Regions from separate parts of the Homo sapiens genome. Here region 2 is linked to region 1. A link is an interaction called in ENCODE POLR2A ChIA-PET data of the cell type or tissue named here. Cell type or tissue: OCI-LY7. All regions are shown on one strand. Region 1 overlaps SPMIP7 (sperm microtubule inner protein 7). Region 2 overlaps IKZF1 (IKAROS family zinc finger 1).

Region 1 (2,500 bases):
GAATGTGGCCAAAAGGGGCATATGAAGGTATTTCAGGCGCATTAGAGGAATGGCATCTTTACTTCTTAGACTCACAGCTGTGCACACACATCACCCTTCTGCATGATCATCAGAAGACACATGGAACATACATCAGATACATAGTTACTTCTTGTGAACAGCCACCTTACTTTTATAAAAGAAAAAATTCTGTTGAAAGTCACATATATTTTTAAACCCACATTTTGCAAATTGAAAGCAGGAGATGTGGCCAGGCATGGTGGCTCATGCCTGTAATCCCAGCACTTTGGGAGGCTGAGGTGGGCAGATCACTTGAGGTCAGGAGTTCGAGACTAGCCTGACTAACATTGTGAAACCTTGTCTCTACTAAAAATACAAAAATTAGCCAGTGTGGTGGTGGGCACCTGTAATCCCAGCTATTTGGGAGGCTGAGGCAGGAGAATCACTTGAACCTGGGAGGTGGCGGTTGCTGTGAAATGAGAGTGCCACTGCACTTCAGACTGGGCAACAGAGTGAGACTCCATCTAAAAAAAAAATCCCAGAAAACAGGAAATGTTAGATGCAAGGTTACTGAAGATTCCTTTATTTGAAGCTACTAGTGAGAAGGAGCACATGGTTACTCATTTATTATAACTCAAATTTGAAAGCACCTGATGGAATTCCTGGCATTGCAAACGGTTTTGAAAATGCAAACACAGTCTGAACGATGTCTAGTTGTTGGCCCAGTGCAGATGAATATGCTAGCACAGTAGGAAGGCAGACTAGAGGGACGGCAGTTCGCCCCCAAAAGGAGAGCTTGTTCTAGATCACATTCTTTTGGTAGAGGATTCATTCGTTTATCACACATTTTATTTATTTATTTATTTATTTATTTATTTATTTATTTATTTAAGACAGAGTACTCTGTCACTCAGGCTGGAGTGCAGTGGTGCGATCTCAGCTCACTGCAACCTCTTTCTCCTGGGTTCAAGAGATTCTCATGTCTCAGCCTCCTGAGTAGCTGGAATTACAGCCGTGCACTATCACGCCCAGCTAATTTTTGTATTTTTGGTAGAGACAGGGTTTCCCCATGTTGGCCAGGCTGGTCTCAAACTCCTGACCTCAAGTGATGCTCCCGCCTTGGCCTCCCAAACTGCTGGGATTACAGGCATGAGCCACCGTGCCTGGCCTTATCAAACATTTATTGAGCATCAATTCTGGGCCAGGCACTGTTCAAGACACTGAAGATACAGGGATGAACAGACAAGGTCCCAGCTTTTAGGAGCTTATTTTCTGGTACGAAAGATAGACAGTAAAGAAGCACACAAGTAACTGAAGAAATGAAATAATAATCTTAGCTAGTGAAATGAAAAAGAAAGACTGATGTAGGAGAGAGTTCCTCAGAAGGGGCTTATTGAGCTTTGTGGTCAGGGAGAGCTTTCTGAAAAGGTGACTGTCAGGCCATGGGTACCAAGCCAGAGCTCCTGCTCTGATCAGCTTCTTAAAACTTTCAGAAAGGCAATGGCTATAAATGGGAACAGCTGCCATGCATGGGCCTCTTGGGCTGTGGTTTCTGGTCCACCCAGCTGCTAATCCTTTTATTCACTCACCCATTTGCTGGTGGATTCACATGATCTTTTACTAAGTCAATGCATGTTTACTGTGCTCCAATAAATCACAAGAACTGCTTGCAAGGAGCTCACCATCTCTCAATGAGAAATAAACAATTGCAGCAGAGGATGACAAAAAATGTCTTAACACTAATAATCACTTCTGTTGGCTGAGTGCTTTGTGGGTACTAACTCATGTCACGGTCCCAGGAACCCTGTGAGGAAGGGAATGTTACTATCACCATTTTACAGATAAGGAAACTGAGGCACACACAAGCTGCCTGGGGCTCTGGGAGGGGGCACTAGAGAAGACTTCACAGAGGAGTGGCTCAGGCAGTGACTTGAAGGAGTGGGGCTTGGTCCCACGTAATTGAGGGCAGCAAGCATTCCTCATGGCACAGTAAAGGCACCCTAGGGGGTGGCTCTCAGGCCCCGACTAGCCTGTTGTAGGCCACTGCATACAGACAATTCTAAGCATCCCACAAGCCCTGTGTGCCTGGCCTTTTCTAAGGTGCCTGCCAATAGGAGGCTTTATCAACACGTCTCACTTTCTGGATTGGTAATTTTCTAGCATCTCTCCAGGCCATTTGATGAGAAACATTTTAAAAGGAGGTCAATGGCTTTCTAGGCTGATAACTTGCATTTGTTTTTTTCTCAAGACACATTTTTTTCCCAGTCTCAATATTTGCATGTATTTAAAAAATAAATTCTGTTGTGTATATCATCCTAACAACATGATATTATGATGACATATGGGTATATAGTAAAATGGTTACTATAGTGAACACATTAATATCCGTCATCGCCATAGTTACCCATTTTCCCCTTCCCCCTGTGGTCAGAGCAGCTATAATCTACTCAGTTAGCAAAAATCCTGAATACGATGCACTATGACGCCCTGTAGTCCTCAT
Region 2 (2,500 bases), 190 kb after region 1:
AAGGATTAAAATCTAACTAGCAGCCCCAGGGTAGGCCGGCGTGAGTCACCTATGAGCTGGGCCTGGGCCTGGACTATCCCCTAGGTTTCCTCTTGGCGCTCTTCTCCCTTCCCTCAGGGCTCTGTGCAGTGGTCTCCACACAGAGAGGTCTTCCTGGACACATGCCCTAAGATAGCGTTCTCAGCACTGTTGCTCCTTGCCCTGCCTTATAGCAGCAACGTCACCACTCGTAGATGAAGGACTCAGCTCTGATTTGCTCCCTGCGTGATCCCCAGTACCTGGGCATCCCCCAGCCTAGAGTAGGTGCTGTCTGATACATTGGTATTGAATGAATGAATGGGAATGTGGCACTGCTTTCTCAAAGATGAGGGCAAATGGAGCATGTAGGACAGTAGAGAGAACTTTCAAAGTGAGAGGAGAGAATTTGAGGCTGCATCTGATGTTCATCATCTTATTTTAGGTCACTGTTTCTCAGTGGGCACGATGATATTTGATGTAGGGGGCACTTCTTTGGGTGAGACTGTCCCTCCCATTGCAGGATATTTAGCCACCCACATCACAAGTGGTACCATGGTGATTGTGATACCCAAAATGTCTCCACATTTCTCAGGTGAGGACCCTGCTGGAAAAGCCACCAGTTAGCCCGGACACATTCGTCCTCACTTCCTTCAGTACTTCCCACTCGTAAGAGCTTTGAAAATTCAGAAGGGCAATCTTTGGCAGATTTGTTAAGGTTTTTTAATATAGCCAGTAATGTTCCAGAATCTGACATGTGAATTTTAAAAAAAAACTATAGAGAAATTGGACCAGAAAGGTTGAAAAATGCCAAACCTTGCATTTTCAACCATGCTTGCAGTGATGACTATGTGTCTTCAAAGGTGCAGATTAACTATGGAAAGTTGCTTATTTTTATAAACAAAAACCAATGTTAATCTTCATTTTATTTTGATGCCTTACACTCAAGATCACATTGAACCTAATTCGTTCAATAAATAGAACCAACTTCTAGAAAATAAAGAGATCCTTAGATTAAAAGTGCTGTCAGAGTAGATAGATAACATTTTCTGTTGCCGGGTTTTTGGTCCCAGTTTTATTTTCTGCCTTGTTCCATCTGTGTTGAAAGAATAGTTAGCTCTGTGTATAAAACAACCAACTGACATTTCGTTAACTTTCCTTCTACATGGGGTTTCAGAAAGAAATGGGGAAAAAAAGGCTGGGGGGTTGAGCTGTGGTTGCCAGTTGCCACCTGTCCCCCTATCTGGTTAGGGCATTTTCTGATTTGGGAAGTGTAAATATAACCCAGAAAAAACAGCTTCCCCTCCTTTTATGCAAAAGTAGAAAGGCTTAAACAGAGTACAGCCTTAACATTGCCCCGGAAAGTTTCCACAGAACCCGTTAGACTAAATGAAAGCTCTTGCTCTGGGGGAGTGGGCCATGCCAGGAAGCTGCCCTACCAAGCCCTCTCTTGCTGGCAAGGCAGGGCTGGGCCTGGGCTACTGTCTCCCACCAGATAAGCCCAGCTTTCTTCAAGGCCCTAACAGGAACCTACATTTCACAAATTACCGCAGACACGCTCACAATTTTAAACTCTTTGCCTGTTAGGATCAGTGAGATAACAGAAACTTATAGGGAACTCAGAAAGCATGCTCCGGTGAGCAGTGAGCCACCTAGAATCAGCCAACTGGTAATATGCGGAAAATCTGCCAGGTTGTTGGTAAACTTTTGGTAGCTTGAAGTCTACCGTGGTTGGGAGTATTTACACCACAGAAATCGGTGAACGCTGCAAATCAAGGCTTTTTCTTTTTGAGAGCTGGTTTATCTGTGCACCACTAGCTTAAATACACTTTTAATGTCCTGACAGCTGAAATTTGACAGTGAAATTTGAAAGGAGGAATTCTTTTGGGTAGGGTTGTGTGTGTGTGTGTGTGTGTGTGTGTGTGTGTGTGTGTGTGTTGTGGAGGAGGAGCTGGGAAAGGGTGAATCTATTGGGGAGGACTGTGGGGTACATATAATTTGTCCAACAGAAGAGTTGGTTCCAAATGACTCTTTGCTGTTGAAGTCACAAACTGGAAATGTTGGAGCAACTAGACTCTCCATATTCTAAACAAAACACATCTTTAGCATTTAGTTTGGTTGCTGGGGGAGTATGATTAGAAAAGGATTTGGCCAGGCATGGTGGCTTACGCCGTAATCCCAGCACTTTGGGAGGCCGAGGCAGGCAGATCATGAGGTCAGGAGTTTGAGACCAGCCTGGCCAATATGGTGAAACCCCATCTCTACTAAAATATGAAAAAAAAAATTAGCTGGGTGTGGTGGCGTGTGCCTGTAGTCCCAGCTACTGGGAAGGCTGAGGCAGAAGAATCGCTTGAATTCGGGAGGCGGGGGTTGCAGTGAGCCAAGATTGTGGCACTGTACTCCAGCCTGGGTGATAACTCCTTCTCAAAAAAAAAAAAAGAAAGAAAGAAAGAAAAGGATTCTGTGTCTTATTTATGAGCTATTA

Evidence for each region. Peaks named below come from ENCODE experiments on the same cell type or tissue, not always from the same donor. Only the 100,000 strongest peaks of a DNase experiment are listed, where the experiment ranks them.
Region 2: POLR2A ChIA-PET joins it to region 1 with 14 read pairs; 7 of 35 experiments call an interaction of 5 or more read pairs at or near these places.

The regions. Positions count from the first base shown.
Region 1 is chr7:50,151,818-50,154,317 of GRCh38, forward strand. The region is part of intron 8 of SPMIP7 (sperm microtubule inner protein 7); the gene reads left to right. Among named protein-coding and RNA genes, the nearest start is that of SPMIP7, 57 kb to the left of the region's middle. In OCI-LY7, no CTCF peak of the experiment used is centred here; DNase peaks (open chromatin) are centred at 54, 717 and 1,544; H3K4me3 peaks cover 1,527 bases; H3K27ac peaks cover 2,500 bases.
Region 2 is chr7:50,337,306-50,339,805 of GRCh38, forward strand. All of the region lies in intron 3 of IKZF1 (IKAROS family zinc finger 1), which reads left to right. Among named protein-coding and RNA genes, the nearest start is that of IKZF1, 34 kb to the left of the region's middle. In OCI-LY7, no CTCF peak of the experiment used is centred here; a DNase peak (open chromatin) is centred at 1,336; H3K4me3 peaks cover 2,426 bases; H3K27ac peaks cover 2,500 bases.